3 separate regions of the Homo sapiens genome follow, and all the other regions are linked to region 3. A link is an interaction called in ENCODE POLR2A ChIA-PET data of the cell type or tissue named here. Cell type or tissue: HepG2. All regions are shown on one strand.

Region 1 (8,000 bases), 290 kb after region 3:
TTCTTTGCTAAGAGGAGCAAATAGAAAATTCAGGTTGTTGTCATCTGCTAAGGAGCGAAGGTCAAAGTAGTATTTGGCATAAACACTGGCAGGAACATTAATATTAAACTGAAGAAGCTCCAGAAAATGCCTTTCCATTTCATTCCTGGAGGAGGAAGAACACAACAGAACCAGCACAGGACAATGTCAGTCAACTGGGCTATCTTCAAAAATATCATTCTAAGAGACTAGAATGGCTCTAAACTCTATTTTAAAATATAGGCTACCCAGTTGTATTAACATACTAATGTTCACATAAGGTACAGTTACTTGTGGTCCCTTCTGCATCCCAGCACTCTGGAACTGGGATGAAGGTTGAAGGTTACGGCCTCCGATGCACTTGTGCTGCTGACTCGGGCCTCATTCTTCAGAGTTCCATTAGTGCAGCTGTACAATTCATACTTCACGCTCACTCACAAGGCCCCACTATAGTGATCAGATGAAAGGAATGATGTATGCTGTTTATTAGCTCTGAAGAACTTGCAGACATTTTCACCAGGCTGATAACAGGAAGGGGCTTATTGAAGTAGAGAAGCACCAACAAAAGGAGTAGGCATATCACCACGGCAACAAATGGATCCATCAAGAGCCACTGCTATTATCTCTGAGGGGGAAAAACTCTTGAGGCAACAAGGATTCATCTCAAATAAATAAATAAGCAAGCTACATTACAGGGGAAGGGAATCCCCTCCCCCTGTCCCGGCGCATGAGGCTATGTCAAAGGGCATAATGCAAGTTTCTGCTCACTTTAATATTATGAAGGTGAGAAATTGTCACTATGACAGGGTGAGGATACTCTTTAAACTTTGGAAGGCAGAAAGATCAAAGGTGGATGTCTTGGCTAGACTAAACCCATTTTATGATATGACTTATGGTAGGTCACTGGACTTAAAAACTCAGTGTTTCTTCTGAGTTGGGAATGAAACCCTGAGGTGCTCAGTATCTACCGTCCTGGTCAGAACAGAATGTAGGAGTGAGCTGAATGCAATGGGAGAGGAAAGGGCTGGGAGTAGTAGTCGGCTACATGACCACACAGCTGCCCTTGCCAAATGCTTAAGCAAATAAACATAAAACTAGAGAAAATCTTAACCACTTTCACAGTAATCCCTATAAGGAGTTAACTGTATAAAAATGATAAATACCTAAACAACATATTTGGTTTCTTGGTTTCAAAGTTTTAATATTTTATCCACTGGGTAAGTCAACAAATGCTTGATGATCTCCTGTATGGAGAGCAGTTAATATGAGCAGAGATGTGGTTTTCTCATTTGCTGAGCTTAAAAACCCAACTGAACCTACTTCCAAAATTAATTTCCTGTTCATATGTCCATAAGCCTATAGAAATGTAAATCAGATAATGTTTTGATAATCAGCTAACCAGGACTTAATTTACTACAGCAATAAATGCACTTCACAATCCCTTTTATATTTTTTCCACTAATACATTTTAACTGTGTAGAAATATAGTACTTCATAGGATTAACACACATATTAATAGAGGTTTAATCACTGAAGAAAAGCATTATGCTTACAGAATATGCATCTTCTAGGTTTTTTGTTTTTTTTTAAATGGCTAGGTGGCTGAATAGCATACCCTTTACAGGCACAGCAAACCGTCTGAATAGCAGCTGCTCAGTTTAACTTATTCTTTTAAAGGGAAATATATTCTAACAGGACATGTAGCTGTTGAAAATTTTTAAGAAAAACCTGATAGACACCAATTTAAAATTGTTTCAATTTAGACTCAAAATGAGACCACTACAAATAGTCAACAGCAGGGGGATGAGACAAATGTATATTAAACAGTTTGTTGAAATGCTTTCCAAAGATCATAAACAAAAGCAGCCTGTTTGTAGCATAGCTCCTGGTGCTTCCCTGGGCATACACAAACAGCACTATTTAGAACTGGTCTTCTTGGAGCTGGCCCCTGCCACCACTGCTCCTGAAGCTTACATCTGTAGAAACCTGCACATTTCCCTGCAGGTTCTCTGATACTGTATCTTGAACTAGAGCACCAGTCAGTTCAGTTGCAGGTTTTGAGAACATTTTAGCTGCCATCATGGTAGGGCTAAGTGTTCATAATAATAAATTTTGCTTCCTTCAAGAAACCAGTTTGCAGACGGATGACAGCAGTGATCAAAGTCACTTTAGTTTCTGCAATTTCCAAAAGTACTTCCATTTGTTTCAAATTCATTTGCTGTCACACCCTTTGCTAAAACGGCTACCAGCAATATCACTAGGGCTGTTCGGTAAACAGTAAAGTGGTCAACTTCACCAGAAGCCACTTCAACAGCTACCACAATTACTGGTTCCTTTTTAGTCACAAGTATCCTCACTTCAGTTGTGAATATATGGTATGGTAATTCTGAATGACAGTCATATGGAGTAATGGGCAAAGGCAATAAAAACAAACTCTTGCCACTGCCTGTCATGACCTTGATCTTCCTCTGCTGCTCAACATCATCAAGAGGTGCTCCTTCATATTTTTCTAAATGCCACCCACAAAGCCATTCTCACTGTCTGGTGGGCACCCTGAGAGCCTTTGCTGGAAATGCCTCCCTGGCTCAGCCTGCCTACCAAGCTCCAAGGCCCTTCCCTTCACGGCCGACACGAGGCCAGCCTGGAAGGAACCCTGATGAAGCTGCTGTTTCAGGGTCATATTGGTGCCATCTGTGAGGAACTCCATGACTCAGCAAGGATCCTTGCACTCTCATAGGTAACTCAAGGCCCCCAAAGTGGTGCTGTGGTTGTCCGAGTGCCCAGGGAGCCTCTCGAGTGTGGTGAGCGTTGGATGATGCCCCAGCAGTGCTTCTCAGACCGCCTGAGGGGAACGCTGGAGCTTCCTAACTCAGGAGACCAATTTCTAAATACAAAAAACACTCCTAATGGGGAGGGGTCAGGGGCACAGGGATCTTCATATCTCAAGGCTTCTGTAAAAACAGACCTTCAGATAAAATGTGGAAAGACTAGCAAAAGCAAATATACAATGTGTGACTCAGGTTGAAGCTACGTAACTTCTCAATAGTCCAGAGGCCCTAAGACCTAATAGTGGCCAAACAATTATTTCAAAGGCCAGACATATGCCCTTTAAGGGCTGTTTATACCCTACTGGTCACATGAAAAGATATAAATGAATGAATGAATGAATGAATGAAAAAGAGAAAGGAGCTTGAACTGGCAGATAACTTTTTAAAAGCCATAAAGAGGCCAGGCGTAGTGGTTCATGCCTGTAATCCCAGCTCTTTGGGAGACGGAGGCGGGCGAATCACAAGGTCAGGAGTTCAAGACCAGCCTGACCAACACAGTGAAACCTCGTCTCTACTAAAAATACAAAAATTAGCCAGGCATGGTGGCGCATGCCTGTAATCCCACTGTAATCCCAGCTACTCAGGAAGCTGAGGCAGGAGAATCGCTTGAACCTGGGAGGTGGAGCTTGCAGTGAGCCGAGACTGCATCACTGCACTCCAGCCTAGGCAACCGAGCAAGACTCCGTCTCAAAACAAAAAATAAAATAAAATAAAGATATTTACTGTGCTATGTTGTTCTGGTAGTATACTTGTAAGATTTTTGCCAAAAACCACCCAAAAAATATTTTTCAATTTATCAAGCAGATTATTACACATCAAAACCTACCAAGTAATGATGGAAAATATGAAGTTAGTTTTTTTTTTTTTGAGACAGTCTTGCTCTATTGTGAACTGTTATACTAAAGATAGACAGATATAGTCTTATGCCTATTTCCATTATCTGCATAATGTAACCTTTAAAAATATTCCTTAAATTGTTAACTTTATAGGAATAAGATACTGGAAAATGGTTAGAAAGTTCACCAAAACCTTACAAACTCACATGTCCTCAACTGTAATGTCCTTGAGGATCTGGCAGTAGTCCACATTCCATACAGCCTGATCGTCCCAAACCTTGGAGGCAAGAAGAATGGCTCCCAGAACAATCCTTTTCCAGTTGGTGGGACAAATGTCGATTTCAGCATAAGTTAAAAGCCTTTCTAAGTAAACCTGTAAAATAGAGCACTGGTCTTTGATTTTAGTTCAGTTTAAATGCTTTGATAAGCTTTTTTTTTTTTTTTGAGACGGAGTTTCACTCTTGTTGCCCAGGCTGTAGTGCAATGGTGCGATCTCGGCTCACAGAACCTCCGCCTCCCAGGTTCAAGTGATTCTCCTGCCTCGGCCTCCCGACTAGGTGGGATTACAGGCATGCGCCACCATGCCCAGCTAATTTTTGTATTTTCAGTAGAGACGGGGTTTCTCCATTTTGGTCAGGTTGGTCTCGAACTCCTGATCTCAGGTGATCCACCAGATCCTCCCAAAATGTTGGGATTACAGGCGTAAGCCACCGCGCCCGGCCCCGAAATGCTTTGATAAGAATTCATGACTGACAAATTTCTTTTGTTTTTGACCAGAAAATAAGTGCCTTTTATTCTTATGTTCTACAGAGACTTTGCTTACTCAGCCAAAGCAAGACACTAAATCACAGTTGTAGGTCAGATATCTCTGCTGCCTATTCTGCCCATATACATTTCCCACCCAGTCACAGGAATGACTGGACATCTCAGCAAACAGCATCATCAAGAGAGGCACTCTTATCACCTCCACACCCATAATAGAGTTGTTCAATAAATAATGAGTGCCTACCAGGTACAATGTATCATACTTGCATGGTAGATAGTAATTTTACAGGTAGCTATATTATGCTCAAATATGTAAAACCCAAGTAATACTGAGCACATTTTTACCTTCTCCTTTTCACAGTAACTAACCCTTTTGTGGCACTAGCTTGAAGAACTGCTGGTCAAGAGAGCCACCCAGTGGCTGCTGTGCAGAGCAGCATGACAGGTCTTTAGGCTGTAAAATATTCCCCGTATTCAGTGCCTCCACAAGGAACACAGATGGACAAAAGGATGTCTCTGGACCCCTGGTATTCCTCTAAACCTGCCAAGCAGTTTATGAGACAATTTCATGAATTATTTTACATCTACCAAACATCCTTCAAAGAACTGAGCAAAGTGAACAGCTGAGTAAAGATTTCAGAGGTAAGCTGTAATTTGCTGTTACCTCAAAGGGTTCTCTGTGGAAGAGTATGTCTATATGCTGTTTGAACTCTGTATCAAGACAAAAAGAAATCTTTTTAGGCTGGAGTGCAGTGATGCAATCTTGGCTCATTGCAACCTCTGCCCCCTGGGTTCAAGCGATTCTCCTGCCTCAGCCTCCCAAGTAGCTGAGCACCCGCCAGCACGCCTGGCTAATTTTTGTATTTTTAGTAGAGACGGGGTTTCACCATGTTGGCCAGGCTGGTCTCAAACTCCTGGCCTCAAGTGATCTGCCCACCTCAGCCTCCCAAAGTGCTGGGATTACAGGCGTGAGCCACTGTGCCAAGCCTGAAAAAAGTTCATTTTAACAGAGCTTATTTACTGTCTGAAGGTTATCAGATAGGCAGATCAGATCTGGCAGTGTTCTCCAAACTGGACTGTGTTTTCAAAAATGGATATTGAACATGACATGTTCTTAAGAGAGATTCTGTTCCCTTTCCCCCAAATTCTGCACTCTCAGTATCCTAACAGGGTTCAAATCTCAATGGGAATAATTAGACCACAGGGAAACAACATAGACAATCCCTCAACTTCCTGTTGCCTTTACGGGTAAGCTGGTGATGTGCTGATGCTCACTGATACCACTTGCCCTCCTGTGTCAGTGTGAGAGTTCTTTTCTTCCCACTAAAGCCAACTCCATCAGTGCAGTTGATCCCCTCCCACTTGTGCAGAACACTGTCCCCGCAACTGCGTCTTTTTGAAGGCTTTCTCCTTCTCTGCCAGAGATTTTCCCCAACGTGTTTCCTTTGTTCCCATCCCCCTCCCCACAACTCCCCGGATGTGTCCTCTCATTTGCTCAAAGCATCATGTCCTGGTGTCAGCTTCTCATCTCCCATCTCTCCTTAACCCACTCCTGTTTGTCCCTTGCTGCTGTCACTCTCCTGAGACTCCTCTTGCCAAGGTCCCCAGAGTCTTCACACTTACAAGCCAGAGCTCTTCATCCCACTGCTCCACTCCCCAAGTCTTCCCTAATATTGTACAGGGCATTTCCATTCACCTAGTTGCTGAGACCAAATACCTACATTCAAGTTATCCCACACCAGACTGTGCACAATTCCTGCTATGTCCACCTTCATTGGTAGGCTGCTCGCTTTTGATTCTGAGCTGCCATTTGTCACTGCTCACCTGTATCACCCTCGTTGCTTCTTAACTCTCTTCTCTGCCTCTATTCTGCCAATTATGGCCTACTCTCTTCAAGCCATCAGCATAACTTCTTAAGAGCACTTCACTCCCCTGCTCAAAATCTACCTAAAGTACCCATCAAACTGGAATAAAAACTTCTTCCTGGCCAGGCGCAGTGGCTCACACTTGTAATCCCAGTACTTCGGGATGCCGAAGTAGGCGGATCACCTGAGGTCGGGAGTTCAAGACTAGCCTGACCAACATGGCGAAGCCCGGTCTCTACTTAAAAAAAAAAAAAAAAAATTAGGCGTGGTGACGGGCACTGGTAAGCCCAGGTACTCGGGAGGCTGAGGCAGGGAGAATTGCTTGAACCTGGGAGGTGGAGGTTGCAGTGAGCCAAGATTGAGCCACTGCACTACAGCCTGGGTGACATAGCAAGACTCCGCATCTCAAAAACAAAACAAAACAAAACAAAAAAAACCTTCCTGTGGCCTGCAAGCCAAAAGGCCCTATGTGACCTCAACCTCCTCCACTCTTTCCAACTCACTCCAACCACACGGGACACCTTGCTGTTTGTTCCTTGAACACACACACACACACACACAAAATGTTCCTGTCTAGTCTTGGCACTTGTCTGGCTGCCTGTAATGCCAGCACTCTTTACCTTCTTGCTTTGATCAGGTCACTGCTCAAATGTCACCTCTAGAGAGGTTCTTCCTGATCATTCTATCTAAAATAGTGAGCCCCTCCTGTCACTCTGTATCCCTTTATGCTGCTTCATCTTCTTGCTACTTACCACTACCTGAAAAAATGTCTTCCTCACTAGAACATAAGCTCATAAAGGCAAGAACTTTGTTCAATCTGCCTCTCCTCTACTCTAGCACTTGGTAGCTCACGTCTGTAATCCCAACACTCTGGCAGGATCACCTGAGGTCAGTTCTGAGACCAGCCTGGGCAACATAGCTAGACTCTAGTTCTACTAAAAAATTAAAACAAAACAAAACAAAAACAAAAACAAAAACAAAAAACAAGAATAGTGGCACAGAGTAGGCACCCAGTGAATATTTACAGAATCAGAAACTTCTTGGCAGCATTTAACACTGGGACCATAGCCTCTCTTATCTTGATCTCTGTTCTTTTATTACCTTCTCCTGGGTTTCCTCCTTCCACTCCATCTGGGAGCTTGTCCCTCAAAAATGCTAACAGTCTTTAGAGATCTATCTTCTATCCACTTTCTTTTCTTTTTTTAGAGATGGGGGTCTTGCTATGTTGCCCAAGCTGGACTCAAACTACTGCACTCAAGTGATCCTCCCACCTCAGCCTCCCCAGCAACAGGGACTACAGGTGTGCACTACCATGCCTAGCTTCTCCACTTTCATTCTGCAACCTTTCTCTGTATTTGAACAGCTACTATAACTCTTCATTCCTTACCTCTAAGCTCAGATTCATGCTCCAGTCCGGTACATTCAAATGATTATTGGACACTGTCACTGCTACCTCACAGGCACATAGAGCTTAAACCATCTAAAATGAACTCCCCTCTTCCTGTACAGCTTCCTCTCCTGTATCACCTGTCTCTCTACATCTGGAAGCACCACTCCTGCTTCTCTACAGTATGTGCTAAGTGTTCCAAATGGCTTACAGCTCCATGAAAAGGCCTAAGTCTGATCCAGTACCCACTGAGGGGCTTCTATTCAAGTGCACAGAAGCCTTCTCTCCTAAATTCCAATTG
Region 2 (8,000 bases), 270 kb after region 3:
TGCACTCCAGCCTGGGAGACAGAACAACTCGTCTCAAAAAAAAAAAAAAAAAAAAAGGATGTAACCGATTAACACTTTGTTGGGCACACAGTAAAGGGCTCAGTAAGTATCCTCTCTTCTTTCACACAGTTCCAAGACAGCTCGGAAGGGAGACAGCCACGCCTAAGAGTGATTCCTTGAGCAGTTCTTTCAAAGAAGCACTGAACTCTGTAAGGACGCTTAGCTGCAGGCAGAAAGGGCAGGGGCCCTGGGAGCAAAGGTGCATAAGCCAGGAAGTTACAGGAGCGAGTCCTGCACCCAGGGCGCGGGCAGAGAACTCCGGAGGGACTTCTGGCAAGGGCTTCCCGCCCGGGTGCCCAGAGCGGCATGATTAGCATTCGCCCCGCCCCCATCTCCTCCAGGCCCGCGATTGGTCAGCGCTCCTTGGCTGCCCGCTCCTGGCGGGGCCAGAGGGCGCCGGGGGAAAGGCCGAGCCCGCGGGGCAGTGGGCGGGGACGCGCGGAGAGCTTGGCGAGGCGGCCCACCAACCGCGCCCGGGCCTGAGGGGGCGGAGCCGGGGCGGGGCTTCCCGGCGGGCATTAGAAGCAGGTGACCCGGGCGGGGCGGGAGAGGGCAGCCAGCCTGCGGCCGTGAGTCCGCTGTGGTCGCCGCCGCGCGCGGTTCCGTGCTCGCCAGAGGTGGGCGAAAGGGTGCGAGAGCGCGGGGGAGGAGCCGAGCAGGGCACGTCCCGAGAGCGTCGCCACCGCCCCCAGGAGTCCACTGGAGCGCGGAGCCCCCTGCAGGGGAGGAGGCGAGCGGCGGGCGGGACGCGGCGGCCGGCGCTCACCATGCAGTCCCGGCCTGGCCAGCGCCGGCTGCTCGCGGTGCTGTGAGGCGGCGGGGTCCCACGGCCCCCGCCTCCCGCCTTCCTCCCGCCCAGGTGCTGCCAGGCGCGCTCGCCCTCCGTCCGGCTCCCGGCCCCGGGGAGAACGCACGGCCTGCCCCTGCCCGGCTCCGTCTGGATCATGCGGGGGGCTCCCGAGGAGGAGAGGGCGAGTGACCGGCCTGCGCCGCCCCTGTTCTGGGGGCGCCCCCCACTCTGAGTCGCCCCCACCTGCTGCCATGTGCCGCTGCCACGGGTACCCAGCCTGTCGCTAAACTTTCCGGGCGCCAGCCCGGCTCTGAGTCGCGCTTCTCAGCGGAGTGACCCAGGGACGGAGGACCCAGGCTGGCTGGGGACTGTCTGCTCTTCTCGGCGGGATCCGTGGAGGTGAGAACCTTCCCTTTCTCCCTGTTCTTCTCCCGTTTCCTGTGCCCTTTTCCGGGAAGCTGAGGGTTCTGGTCTCCGGGCACTGCCTGAAGGGCCCAGCTTGGAAAGAGAGGGTGGGGGAGTCGGTAGTTTGGTTACAGGAGGCGGAGCGGGGAGGAAAGGAAAGGGGTTAACTTAAGAGATTTGGAGACAGCTCGCGGGGACCGAACTGTTGACGCCTCTCCAACAGGGAGTGGTTGCAATCTTTCTTCTCCCCCTTCTTTTTTAAAGAGTCCTTTCCCTGGAATCCGAGCCCTAACCGTCTCTCCCCAGCCCTATCCGGCGAGGAGCGGAGCGCTGCCAGCGGAGGCAGCGCCTTCCCGAAGCAGTTTATCTTTGGACGGTTTTCTTTAAAGGAAAAAGCAACCAACAGGTTGCCAGCCCCGGCGCCACACACGAGACGCCGGAGGGAGAAGCCCCGGCCCGGATTCCTCTGCCTGTGTGCGTCCCTCGCGGGCTGCTGGAGGCGAGGGGAGGGAGGGGGCGATGGCTCGGCCTGACCCATCCGCGCCGCCCTCGCTGTTGCTGCTGCTCCTAGCGCAGCTGGTGGGCCGGGCGGCCGCCGCGTCCAAGGCCCCGGTGTGCCAGGAAATCACGGTGCCCATGTGCCGCGGCATCGGCTACAACCTGACGCACATGCCCAACCAGTTCAACCACGACACGCAGGACGAGGCGGGCCTGGAGGTGCACCAGTTCTGGCCGCTGGTGGAGATCCAATGCTCGCCGGACCTGCGCTTCTTCCTATGCTCTATGTACACGCCCATCTGTCTGCCCGACTACCACAAGCCGCTGCCGCCCTGCCGCTCGGTGTGCGAGCGCGCCAAGGCCGGCTGCTCGCCGCTGATGCGCCAGTACGGCTTCGCCTGGCCCGAGCGCATGAGCTGCGACCGCCTCCCGGTGCTGGGCCGCGACGCCGAGGTCCTCTGCATGGATTACAACCGCAGCGAGGCCACCACGGCGCCCCCCAGGCCTTTCCCAGCCAAGCCCACCCTTCCAGGCCCGCCAGGGGCGCCGGCCTCGGGGGGCGAATGCCCCGCTGGGGGCCCGTTCGTGTGCAAGTGTCGCGAGCCCTTCGTGCCCATTCTGAAGGAGTCACACCCGCTCTACAACAAGGTGCGGACGGGCCAGGTGCCCAACTGCGCGGTACCCTGCTACCAGCCGTCCTTCAGTGCCGACGAGCGCACGTTCGCCACCTTCTGGATAGGCCTGTGGTCGGTGCTGTGCTTCATCTCCACGTCCACCACAGTGGCCACCTTCCTCATCGACATGGAACGCTTCCGCTATCCTGAGCGCCCCATCATCTTCCTGTCAGCCTGCTACCTGTGCGTGTCGCTGGGCTTCCTGGTGCGTCTGGTCGTGGGCCATGCCAGCGTGGCCTGCAGCCGCGAGCACAACCACATCCACTACGAGACCACGGGCCCTGCACTGTGCACCATCGTCTTCCTCCTGGTCTACTTCTTCGGCATGGCCAGCTCCATCTGGTGGGTCATCCTGTCGCTCACCTGGTTCCTGGCCGCCGGCATGAAGTGGGGCAACGAGGCCATCGCGGGCTACGCGCAGTACTTCCACCTGGCTGCGTGGCTCATCCCCAGCGTCAAGTCCATCACGGCACTGGCGCTGAGCTCCGTGGACGGGGACCCAGTGGCCGGCATCTGCTACGTGGGCAACCAGAACCTGAACTCGCTGCGCGGCTTCGTGCTGGGCCCGCTGGTGCTCTACCTGCTGGTGGGCACGCTCTTCCTGCTGGCGGGCTTCGTGTCGCTCTTCCGCATCCGCAGCGTCATCAAGCAGGGCGGCACCAAGACGGACAAGCTGGAGAAGCTCATGATCCGCATCGGCATCTTCACGCTGCTCTACACGGTCCCCGCCAGCATTGTGGTGGCCTGCTACCTGTACGAGCAGCACTACCGCGAGAGCTGGGAGGCGGCGCTCACCTGCGCCTGCCCGGGCCACGACACCGGCCAGCCGCGCGCCAAGCCCGAGTACTGGGTGCTCATGCTCAAGTACTTCATGTGCCTGGTGGTGGGCATCACGTCGGGCGTCTGGATCTGGTCGGGCAAGACGGTGGAGTCGTGGCGGCGTTTCACCAGCCGCTGCTGCTGCCGCCCGCGGCGCGGCCACAAGAGCGGGGGCGCCATGGCCGCAGGGGACTACCCCGAGGCGAGCGCCGCGCTCACAGGCAGGACCGGGCCGCCGGGCCCCGCCGCCACCTACCACAAGCAGGTGTCCCTGTCGCACGTGTAGGAGGCTGCCGCCGAGGGACTCGGCCGGAGAGCTGAGGGGAGGGGGGCGTTTTGTTTGGTAGTTTTGCCAAGGTCACTTCCGTTTACCTTCATGGTGCTGTTGCCCCCTCCCGCGGCGACTTGGAGAGAGGGAAGAGGGGCGTTTTCGAGGAAGAACCTGTCCCAGGTCTTCTCCAAGGGGCCCAGCTCACGTGTATTCTATTTTGCGTTTCTTACTGCCTTCTTTATGGGAACCCTCTTTTTAATTTATATGTATTTTTCTTAATTTGTAACTTTGTTGCATTTTGGCAACAATTTACCTTTGCTTTGGGGGCTTTACAATCCTAAGGTTGGCGTTGTAATGAAGTTCCACTTGGTTCAGGTTTCTTTGAACTGTGTGGTCTCAATTGGGAAAATATATTTCCTATACGTGTGTCTTTAAAAAAAAATGTGAACAGTGAACGTTTCGGTTGCTGTGACTGGGAAGTTGTTGGGTGTGCTTTTTCAGCCAGCTTCTCCTTCCACTGCTTAAAGTGTCCATGATTCTTTAAGGTGAGCTGCAGTTTATAGCCCCAGGTCATACCTAGGAGGGGAGCATAATGAGCTCAGGGCCTCCCCAAAGTGACAAGGTTAGGGAGTGCTTAGCGGTTTTGTGTTCAGCCTTAGCTTTGTTTATAGAGGGAGGTTCAGTTTCTTTTCTGTAGTGCTTGTAATAATTCTCACTCCTAACAGCACCATCGTTGTGTCTTGAATAAGTTAGAGGTAGCATTATAGAGGATCTGGCATAAATATTTGCAGTAGTGAGAGCCTAAGCGATGGTGATTGGTGGAGCTTGAATTTTAGGCTGGTGAGATGGCAGCTTTGTGCCTGAGAGGTAGTGGGTGGTTCTTAAGCTTCAGTGATCCCCTTTTTTTTTTTTTTTTTTTTTTTTTAAGGAACTTGTGTTATAATTTTGGTAAAAGTATAAACCCACTCCCTCTGGACAATACTTAGCGACAGTTGCTAAAGGGGGCTCCTTTTTAAATGTAAGGACTGAAATGGATATACTTCTAATAAGTAAATTTCCAACACTTATTTGCTCCACCCCCTCCCCCCTCCCCCCTCCCCCTTTATCATGTTAAACAGCCTTTTTGCTTTTCTTATTCCTCCTCTCCTGGAGAGCTGTGATTAGAAACCACACCCACCCTTGAATGAAGTGCTTGAACTGGGGGAGGGAGGCTGGCTACCTGTGAACAAACATTGGCCCAAATAAGGGAAAATAAGTGTTCCTGGACTTTGGACTAGTTTATAGCCAGATATTCCAAGAGCAGCAAGACGTTGCTCTCTGCCGTCTCTGAAAACAAAAGAGATGCATAACATGCTTGCACAACCTTTTAAAATATAGATCAGTATAGTGCTACCTCTATAGTTTTCTTCCTCTTCTGAGAAAGCCTGTATATTGATGATCACACACACACACACTTTGCAATTAGAGAATTTGGTTTGCTTTACTAATCTGTTTAACTATTCCTTCATTCATTATGAACGCTTATATTGATGAACATACACACAGAGGTTTCTTTGCTATTAGAAAATTCTGTTTGCTTTCCTAATCTGTTTAAGCATTCATTCATGAAGAGTGTGGGGCCATTACTGGGGAAGGGGGGTGACAGTGCCTCAGCCAGCAAAATACCAATGACCAGGATTGGGGACTAAATTTAGGAAGCTAAAATGGCCAGAGCAATTAACATTTGAGAAAATCCTGTCTAGGAAAACAACTTGAGTGTAGGCATTTGTAATTCACTTATACCAAAGTTGGAAAAGTAAAATTTAAGCCTAGGACAATTTTTACTTCATGGATGTTAAATAGACAAATGCATAGTTCCCAGGGGGAATTTAAACACTTTACTGGTGGGAAGAAACCTAGTATTAAAGTTGTAAGGACTCTCAAAAACTTCACATTTATTAAAATGCACTGCTCTTACCCAATTTATCCTCTGAATTAAAATTTCAGTGGATTCTACAAAACCTCGTACAAATAGCTACAGAACTTTGTGCCTATTTTATTCCTCTATTTATTCTTCTAGGAAGAAGCCTCTTCCTAGAATCTTGAAATAGATCCCTTGACTGAATGCCAATTCCTCTCCTGTTTTTCAAATGAGAGAACCTTTTCTGATCACCTTGACCTTTTCCCTCATTTCATATGTCTTCCCAGAAAGTAGACAGACTGCTCTGCTGCCTTCAGTCATTGTGCCTCATTTGGGTTGTCCCTCCTTCTTTGTGGAGAAATCTGGAAATGATGCACAGTGTATCCAAAAGTTGTGGGATGAAGTGGATGAAAGTGATTTAATTCATTTTTAGAATTTTTTTTTGTTTTGTTTTAGCAACATGCTGAACAACTAATTTACTTTAAAAATAAGCCAGTTAAAACAAAGGACGCTAAGCCCAAGTGGGGGGCAATATTAGTCAGGATCTTTGGGGTCTAATTCCAGACCAACTTTCAGAAGCACTTCTTTGTCTCTGTTCTCACCTCTGCTGTCCCTCTCTTCCCTCATCCCCTAAGAGAGACAAAGATAAAAGCCCACCTGCATCCCTAAGTCTTACTGAGATCAGCCACCCCAGGGGAGAGAAACTGGATCTACTTACAGCCACCCCCTGTTTCCATCCATATAGTTACTTCCCCCAATTTGCATGTGATTATGGAAACAAGTCATGCTCATGAAAGCAACTGTAAAATAAAAGGTTATGGAGTAGTTCAGCAACTTCTTCACAGCCAGCTTTGTGGAGCTGGGGAGGACTTAGGGCCCATTGGAGTCTCTTATGTGTACAGCTTCAGGGCTGTCCCTTTCAGTTTGATTTTAAGCAATGCCTCACTTCATAGCTTAGGGGGTAAGGATTCCATTCAGGTAGGTTGTCTAAAGGAACTAATGGGACCTCTCAGTGAATTAGCTGACCAGATTTTAGGAAATCTTTTTAATTTCTATGATTTTCCTTCTCACATTTTGAAATGGTAAAATTGACTGGAAATAATTTTTCTTGGTGCCTTATTGGTTTTCCTTGCAAACCTTTCTCATATTTTCTCATGACCATTGCCAGTGACCAAGGCCCATGTGTGTGTTGTGTGTAATTGTGGGCATGTACAAGCTTAAATAACGTGCCGACAGCACTGTTTCAAAGTTGGTATTCATTAGGCTGTTGCCTCCTGGGCTGGAGCTGCGCTAATCCTGACACCGGCTGCCAGGAGAAAACCTCATGGATCACACACCAAACCTTAATAACAGCATCCGTGACCTGCACTCTCCAGTACAGAATGGGAACCCCAGAGCTAGGAAATGTAGTTGTATATTTTAATGAACTGCTACCCCAGCCAAAGAAGCTTCTTTCACTTTTGTGCTCTACAGAAAGCCCAAGGGGGGTAGGAGGGACAGAGCTTTGAATAACTGCTTTCTAACACTAAATGTGGCCAACAGGACAGAGCACATCACACGTATAGGCAGGTGTGAGGGACAGTGGCTAAGAATTGCCTGCTCCCTCTGCATGCTCTTTCTTGTTTCCAAAGTCCAATCAAGTGATCCTGGGAAACAAATCTGTCTGGATTGCGGAGGGTGGTTCTGAAAGAACTGCCAAGACGTTAAAGAAGGGTGAAGAGTAGGCAGAATATAAGTAGCTAACCTGAGTCAAGACTCTCAAAAGCTAGCAGCCTGATGACAATAGGATTTATTTCAGCCAGGATAGTGTCTGTCTGTGAGTGCATCATTTTAAGACAGTATGACTTCATGTTGTTACAAACTATGTATAGTATGTATGTTTTGTGGGTTGTATATATACATAATATATATTATATATATATATGAGAGATTTGGTGACTTTTGATACGGGTTTGGTGCAGGTGAATTTATTACTGAGCCAAATGAGGCACATACCGAGTCAGTAGTTGAAGTCCAGGGCATTCGATACTGTTTATGATTTCCATATATGTATAGTGCCTATCCCATGCTGTAGTCACTGTTATGTTAAATCCAGAAGTTACACTAGAGCCAGCGATACTTTATTTGTAGACAATCAATTTGAATCCATATGTTATTACTGGCAGATGATACATGATTACAGTTCTGAATCTGTAACACTTACAAAAGGAAACCCAGAGCAGCTTGATGAGTTTTTGTTTCTGCTTCGTTCCTGGGAGTCAGTAGAAACAGCAGTTGTATGTGGTTATGTTAGTCTCAAGATACTTAATTTGTTGACCTTACTTCAGAAAAATTTTGTATGTATTATATTTGTGGGAAGGTAAAATAATCATTTGAGATTTTTATCAAATATGAAGATTAGTTATTTATGAAAAACAAAGAAATGTCTATTTTTCTTTGTTCCCAATTAATGTAGATAAATTTTAAAATGCATTAAAGTAATGGTAAAGACAATAAAAAGATGCTGTAGAAGTCTTTTTCTCCTCATGTTTTTATAGAGAGACATTGCTTTCTAAGAGTATTCGAGGAGATAATACGGATTCT
Region 3 (8,000 bases):
CACCCATCACCCACATCATATGCCTCCTAGGAAGAATGATTATATTGAAGCCAACAGGATAAAAGAGCCATTTTCTGTTTCTGGGTTCTAGAAAGACATCCTAGACAAAGAAATAGTCTACTTGGTAAAACTAAAAAGATGCTCCATTTAGTTCTTACTTTCTTTAACTTTGATCTGCAGTTGTTGTTGTTGTTGTTGAGACAGGGTCTCACTCTGTCACCCAGGCTGGAGTGCAGTGGCATGATCTTGGCCTGAGCAACAAGAGTGAAACTCCATCTCAAAAAAAAAAAAAAAGCTCATTTGGGTCTCAGTGTAGTGTTGGGGGAAGATTTTTAGATCACATAAGAAAAGAAAAGAGATGGGGCTGTTAGAGATAGGAGTGGACCTTAGGTAAGATATAAAAAAAAAACAAAAAACAAAAAAACAGGCCAGGTGCAGTGTCTCGTGCCTATAGTACCAACATTTTGGGAGGCTAACGCAAGAGGGTCACTTAAGGCCAGGAGTTTTAGACTAGCCTGGGCAACGTCCTATCTTTGTAAAAAAAGAGAAAGACAAATTTAAATTAGCCAGGTGTAGTGGCCTGATCCTGTAGTCCCAGCTATTCAGGAGGCTGAGGTGGGAGTTCAAGGCTGCAGTGAGCTATGATTGCGCCACTGCACTCAAGTCTGGGCAACAGAGCAAGACCTGGTATCTTAAAAATAAAAAAACAAAAGACATGATGTGTGCTTCATGAAAGGGCCATATACGCAAACCAACCCCCAAATGCAGAAGGAACCAAGAAACCAAAGAACAAGGCAGACAAATCCAGTTTGTCAGTAGAGGGTTATTTACTGGGGAACTTATGGACAAAAGGATGGTCTTGGGCAGCTGCCAGACAGGTAGATTTCCACAGTTTTCTCCCAGATATATACCACAGAGAAAGGGTATATGTGCTTTAGAAGGAATGTATAAGGACAATTGAAGTCCACCTCTCAGGAAAAGGGAAGAATGCTATGTGTGTCATAGCCTAAGGGCAGGATTTGATAACATCAAGGGTGTCTTGGCCTAAGAACAGGATTTACAGACAGTATACATAGATAAAAATAGAAATCTTAGAGGCATTCCCCAGACTGGGGTTAATCAGAAGTCAACATGGCAGATTAGCATCCAAGATGGAGTCACTTTTGTCTCCACAACCAGTTCACCAAAATTTGAACAAGGGAGTGTTCTTTCCAAAATGCTCTTTGCTTGTAGACAAATGAGTATGTTTGCCTTAATTGTCATAGACATTTATTTGATTTCTGTTTGAGTATTGCTCTTAGATCTTAAACTGGAAGGATGACTATATGTCCATCACCTAATAAACATTTTGATGTCTAGTATTCCTTTATCTGAAAAACAAAAAAACAAAATAACAACAAATCCTTAAAAATCACTGTTGAAACCCAAGTATAATTCTGAATCCTGATTGTCTTCAACATTACAAATATAAATTGCTCATTAGATCTTCCTATAGACCATCATTGTGCTTGGTATTGTGAAGAGTAGTAAATATAATTCCTAATCCTACACTTTGTGGCTAGGATTCTAATTCAGATGTCCTGATTCTTTTATTTATTTATGTTTTATTTAGAGATGGGGGTCTTGCTGGGCCAGGCGGGGTGGTTCATGCCTGTAATCCCAGCACTTTGGGAGGCCGAGGCAGGTGGATCACTTGAGGTCAGGAGCTCGAGACCAACCTGGCCAACATGGTGAAACCCTGTCTCTCCTAAAAATACAAAAAATTAGTTGGGCTTGGTGGCATATGCCTGTAATCCCATCTACTCCAGAGGCTGAGGCAGGAGAATCACTTGAATTCGGGAGGCGGAAGTTGCAATGAGCAGAGATCACACCACTGCACTCCAGCCTGGACAACAGAGTGAGACTTGGTCTCAAAAAAAAAAAAAAAAAAAAAAAAGAGATGGGGTCTTGCTATATTGCCTAGGCCAGTCTTGAACTCCTGGCCTCAGCAATCCTCCTAGCTTGGCCTCCCAAAGTGTTGAGATTATAGGCATGAGCCACCGTACCCAGTCACAAATGTCCTGATTCTCAATCCAGTGCTTTTTCTAGTATAACAAAGCCTCTCTTATGACATAAGTACCTTATCAAAATCCCACATATATAAAAGATAAAATATTGCATTAAAAGGGTTGATCCCCAGTAGACCCTCCATGCACTGCCATCAGTCCTGGGCAATCAGCTGTTCTCTGGCTCCCCTCTGGCCTCTTTGGCCTAGAAGGTAGCAACCTGGAGGCCCCTCCTTCTAGATCAGGTACATGGGGCTTCAGAATTCCCTGCCCTGAAAGTTGAGAGCCTGCCTCCGGGCTGCATGGGCCTTTTTCCCAGGGTTTGTCATCCTGGGAGCTGACCCAGCTGTCAGTATGTCGTCATAGGCCTGAGGAGTGACTTCATCTGGGGAAGCAGTCGGTGAAGTTAGGACATGGCCGCTGAGGTGTATGCATACACATGTGGGTCCTTGTGGTGCAGGACAGGGCCTAGGCTGGGAATCTGAGGGCACCCATTTGTTTTCTTCCCCCAATCCTTGTAACTATCAGGGGTGTGCCTGCCATTAAGGACCTGTTCTGGCAAGGTGAAACTTCGCTCTTTGAATTTTTCCTGGCAGTTTAGTTTTGAGCACACGTCAAAGTTTTGTTATACTCTGGCTGCCAGGGCAGTTCAACTTGGTTTTTTTGTTTGTTTTGTTTTTCCTTTTTTATTTTTTTGTGGAGAATGGGGTCTCACTATGTTTCCCAGGTAGATCTCAAACTCTGAGACTCAAGCTATCCTCCTGCCTCTGCCATCCTAAGTGCTGGGATTACAGGTGTGAGCCACCATGCCCTGCTACCAGGGAAGTTCAACCCAAAGATTCACTCTTGGTAGGACATTTTGTAAGAAGGGAAAATAGGTCATCATTTCTGATTAAAGTTCAGTATATTCTTTTTTGTTATTTTTATTTTTTGCACTACTCTGCAATATGATATCTCCATTTTGCTGCATGAAATAACAGATTGTTTGTCAGAGGCCAAATATTACTAAGCACTGTTATTAACTCTCAATATGGGCTGGTTGCGGTGGCTCTCACCTGTAGTCCCAACACTTTGGGAGGCTGAGGTGGGCGGATCACTTGAGGTCACAAATTCGAGACCAGCCTGGCCAACATGGTGAAACTCCATCTCTACTAAAAATACAAAAAATTAGCCGGGCATGGTGGTGGGTGCCTGTAATCCCAGCTACTCAGGAGGCTGAGGCAGGAGAATCACTTAAACCTGGGAGGCGGAGGTTGCAGTAAGCCGAGATCACGCCACTGCACTCCAACCTGGGTTACAGAACGAGACCCGGTCTCAAAAAAAAAAAAAAAAAAAAAAAATCTCAATGTGAATTAACTCATTTCAACAACACTTTGAGGTAGATAATATTATTACTATTATTATGTCATCATCATCCCCATTTTACCTATGGATAAACTGAGGCACAGAGAAGTAAAGTAGTTTGTGCAATCCCTGAAAATTAAAAAGCGGTAGAGACAAGATTCTAACCACAGTGCAATGCTGCTTCTATTCAATCTCCTCTGCTTTTCTACCTCTACTTATCCTTTAGGTCAAGCTCAAACCCTCCCTCTTTATAGAAGCCTATCTGAGCAGCTCCATCTGATTTTCTGGACTTCTGGACGTTCCTTTGCCTTCATCCCTCCCTGGATGTTTACTGTTTGGGACTGCTGGAAATCTTTCCAAATTTGTATCTATTAGCTCTACCATCTAAAAGTGAAAGGTCTCAGAGTATATGTTCCAGGTTGAAAAACATTTTTAGGTGAAAAGTGACTAGATTGACAGTTGAGTAGGCAGATGACTGGTTTCCCATAACAAGTACGGTGGACTCTGTGATGTACTGCCCAGATCCCCCATCAAAAAAGGACTTGTTGCTCCAGCTTCCGGGAGTGCTGTCAGCAGATTACCATCAGTGGCCATTCTTCTTAGGGACTGTCTCAAGTTCATAGAGCCACCTTGCCCTAGAGTGGCCCATATCCAATGACTAAGGGATGTGGGAATATAAAATCCTGGCCATCTGGGTCAGTGGTGTGCTGGAGCCAGCTTCTACTGATTCTTAAGGCTTTAATATGTGCATTTCCAATTCTGTGTTCTGTGATGATACATCCAGAGCTTGAAATTAGGCATGGTAGGGATTTTTATATTGTGAAAATCGGCAAACTCTAACAAATCAGAACTTTTACTTTTTCAGAGTCAGTTTACCAGCACACCACTGTTCTTGGTTCTACATAAAAACTATGCTGAAGCCACATCAAGACTGAGACAGTTTTTCTTTTATAATATTTTAACTTTCTGGACGATTCTCTTGTAATCACCCAATGGCTTCTTCCTGCCCACTGCACAGATAAAATCAATATACTAAGACTGTGGCATTGCAGTAGGGAAAGAGTTTAATTGACATGAGGCTGACTCATGCAGAGGAACTGGAGTTATCACTCCAATCAATCTCCCCAAAGGCTGGAAGACTAAGGTTTTTATGGACAATTTAGTGGACAGGAGGCTAGGGAATGGATGCTGCTGATTGGTTGGGGATGAAATCATCAACGTGTGGAAAAAGCTCCTGGTGCACTCAGTGCGCCTCTAGGTGGGGCCATATGACCAGTTGAGTTATGAGTCACAAATCCAGGTGAGGTCAGTCTGAAACAACTACAAACCCAGTATTCGTTTCTACAACAGTGGTGTTATCTATAGGAGCAAGTGGGGAAGTCACAGATCTTGTGGCCTCCTGGCCACATTACTCCTGGCAGTAAAGGATTATAGAAACTACATCTACATTTTACCAGAGTTCAAGCCCCTTCCATAATCCTATTCTGTGGTCTTTCATTAGTCTTACAAAGGCGGGTTTCTGTCCCTGAGCAAGGAGGGGGCTAGTTTTAGGGAGGGACTATTATCATGCTTGCTTTCAAGTTAAACTATAAACAAAATCCCTCCCAAGGTTATCTTGGCCTATGGCCAGAAATGACCAAAGATAGTTTGAAGGTCAGAAGCAGGATGGAGTCAACTATGTCAGATTTCTTTTACTGTCATAATTGAAACCACAAAGGCAGTTTCACTCATCTTTAAGCTGTTAATGGAGGCCTCTGGATAGTACTGACCATTATACAAGCCACCAAGAGTCAATGAACCTCATACCTAGAGGACAGTGAATTCCTTAGTAAATGCTTGTTTTTTCTGTTTTGTTTTGTTTTGTTTTCCAGATGGAGTCTCACTCTGTTGCCAGGCTGGAGTGCAGTGGCATGATCTCAGCTCACTGCAACCCCTGCCTCCCAGGTTTAAGTGATTCTTCTGCCTCAGCCTCCTGAGCAGCTGGGACTACAGGTGCGCGCCACCACGCCCAGCTAATTTTTGTATTTTTAGTAGAGATGGGGTTCCACTATGTTGGCCAGGATGATCTCGATCTCTTGACCTCGTGATCTGCCCACCTCAGTCTCCCAAAGTGCTGGGATTACAGGCATGAGCCACTGCACCCAGCCAGTAAATGCTTGTTGAATGACCACATTCAAATTGCTCTATTAACGTCTTCTGTAAATTCTATCACTTATTCTTGATCTTTCTAGTTTAAAAAGCCTTGGTAGTTGGTGGTGGGGTGGGAAATCATTGAATAGTTAGCTTTGCTAATGGCTTTTCGCTTTTTTTCTGTTAACTTATTTGTAGAAGTGATAGTCAAAAGAGTTAAAGACATATATGGCCTGGCCATCAACTAATCAAAAAGAATCCTAGGCCACGCACAGTGGTTCACGCCTGTAATCCCAGCACTTTGGGAGGCTGAGGCAGGTGGATCCCCTGAGGTCAGGAGTTCAAGACCAGCCTGGCCAACACAGTGAAACCCCGTCTCTACTAAAAATACAAAAATGAGCTGGGTGTGGTGGTATGCACCTTTAATCCCAGCTATTTGGGAGGCTGAGGCAGGAGAATCGCTTGAACCCAGGAGGTGGAGGTTGCAGTGAGCCGAGATTGCGCCACTGCATCCAGCCTGGGCAACGGAGTGAGACTCCGTTCCCCCCCACCCAAAAAAAAGAATCTTGGCCCTAATGTAAGAGCAGGGCCATTTTGCTCTTACATTAATGAAAGATGGGCTGAAATACCCACCATTTCAGCAAAATAGGGTCAGATATTAATCTTTTGTGTGCTGGATCTTAGGATGTGGGAGGTTTCTTGTAAAGAGACCTTAAGATACTTAGAGTGCTTAGAGACTGAAGCTAGTTACCAACCCATATGGAACTGTTTCAATATTTTAACAGCAGGTATGTCCTTGTGGGTGCCTTCCAGCTGAACAGCAGGTTCATTTATACTTTCAAGGAATAACTCTATTTGTGACTTCAATATTTGACATCCCCTATGCTTTTAATTTACCTAAAGAGACAAAGAACAGTAATTACACTATGTTGGTCTTAATAAATATCCTAATCATTTTTACTTGGGCTTATTTTGGGAGATGGGTGAGGTATACTTGGCTTGCAAATTTTAAGCTATAAATAGCACTAAAAATGTTCTGATTAAGTTTAAAACACTTTTGATGAGGTTTTTGTTTTGTTTCTTGGAAGACAGCATTGTTTTTTTGAATCCTGGTTTGAGCATTACTTTAGTAAATGAAGGCTAAAAGGAAAATACTTAATGAAAGTATATAGTAATGGCACTTCCTCATATGATGTTTAACATTTTTTGAGATCATTTTCTAAGTACCATAATACTTGTGGAGGAAAATGCAAAGATGAACAAGATAGGGTGCCTGCCCTGCCAGGGATGCTGAAGGGGATATGATGGGGGAAATTTTGTATTTGTCAATTAACCTCAATAAAGCTGGGAAAAAAATCAATTAATTAATTAAAAATGGGGAACCTAAAGTTGGAAAAGAAGAGTTTCCAGGAGTGGGTTAAAAAAAAAAAAACAGGCTTTCTTGTTGTTGTTGCCACATCTACTGCAAGAATGAAGACCATTCTCAGCAACCAGACTGTTGACATTCCAGAAAATGTCGACATCACTCTGAAGGGACGCACAGTTATCGTGAAGGGCCCCAGAGGAGGCCTGTGGAGGGACTTCAGTCACATCAATGTAGAACTCAGCCTTCTTAGGAAGAAAGAGGCTCCGGGTTGACAAATAGTGAGGTAACAAAAAGGAACTGGCTACCGTTCAGACTATTTATAGTCACACACAGAACATGATCAAGGATGTTACACTGGGCTTCTGTTACAAGATGAGGTCTGTGTCTGCTCACTTCCCCGTCAACGTTGTTATCCAGGAGAATGGGTCTCTTATTGAAATCTGAAATTTCTTCGGTGAAAAATACATCCCCAGGGTTTGGAGGAGGTCAGGTGTTGCTTGTTTGGTATCTCAAGCCCAGAAAGATGAATTAATCCTTGAAGGAAACAACATTCAGCTTGTTTCAAATTCAGCTGCTTCGATTCAGCAAGCCACAACAGTTAAAAACAAGGATATCAGAAAAATTTTGGATGGTACCTATGTCTCTGAAAAAGGAACAGTTCAGCAGGCTGAAGATCTAAGAGTTGTCCAGCTACAGAAACAAGATGCTGGAAGACTCCTAAGACCTATTTGTGATATTTAAATGATGCAATAAAAGACCTTTGATTTTGGGAAAAAATAGGTGTCTGAACTATAAAATGGGAAGAAAGGGGTATGTGGGAGATAAGTCTGGAAAGGTGAAGTGTCAGTCAAGACACTTGCAGTTGTAAATGTCAGAAACCAACACAAACTCCCTTGAGATAACATGGGATTAATTGATAATAGAACTATAGGGTCTAGGAGGTGAGGTTAAGCTCCAAGCCTGAGGAGATCCTGGGACTCAAGCAAGGTCATTTGCTCTTACTCTCCCACCACACCTTCCAACTCCCCTCACACAAAATCTTCATCCCTCCCTTGGTGTTACTCTCCTCTCTCCTGTCACCCTCCTTCCCTTGTTCTGCAGACAGGCATTCTCAC

What was found. Peaks named below come from ENCODE experiments on the same cell type or tissue, not always from the same donor. Only the 100,000 strongest peaks of a DNase experiment are listed, where the experiment ranks them.
Region 1: POLR2A ChIA-PET joins it to region 3 with 24 read pairs; 10 of 35 experiments call an interaction of 5 or more read pairs at or near these places.
Region 2: POLR2A ChIA-PET joins it to region 3 with 11 read pairs; 15 of 35 experiments call an interaction of 5 or more read pairs at or near these places.

What each region holds. Positions count from the first base shown.
Region 1 is chr2:207,743,102-207,751,101 of GRCh38, reverse strand. It overlaps CCNYL1 (cyclin Y like 1), which reads right to left. Exons shown (of 10, transcript NM_001330218.2): 8 at 3,889-4,055; 9 at 1-145. Among named protein-coding and RNA genes, the nearest start is that of MIR4775, 7.7 kb to the left of the region's middle. In HepG2, a CTCF peak has its summit at 4,858 (motif pointing left); DNase peaks (open chromatin) are centred at 563, 3,031, 3,951 and 4,851.
Region 2 is chr2:207,762,514-207,770,513 of GRCh38, reverse strand. FZD5 (frizzled class receptor 5) reads left to right here and starts at 608. Exons shown (of 2, transcript NM_003468.4): 1 at 608-1,249; 2 at 1,520-7,916. The coding sequence starts at 1,775. The coding sequence ends at 3,532. RefSeq lists silencers at 308-987, 1,328-1,387, 1,798-1,857, 3,364-3,423 and enhancers at 2,215-2,772, 2,773-3,329. In HepG2, CTCF peaks have their summits at 762 (motif pointing left), 2,159, 2,482 (motif pointing left) and 3,614; DNase peaks (open chromatin) are centred at 523, 2,483, 3,603, 4,763 and 2 weaker places; H3K4me3 peaks cover 5,843 bases.
Region 3 is chr2:208,030,943-208,038,942 of GRCh38, reverse strand. It overlaps the pseudogene RPL9P14. Among named protein-coding and RNA genes, the nearest start is that of PLEKHM3, 9.4 kb to the right of the region's middle. RefSeq lists an enhancer at 4,693-4,752. In HepG2, a CTCF peak has its summit at 4,648 (motif pointing right); DNase peaks (open chromatin) are centred at 4,652, 5,002 and 7,052; H3K4me3 peaks cover 489 bases.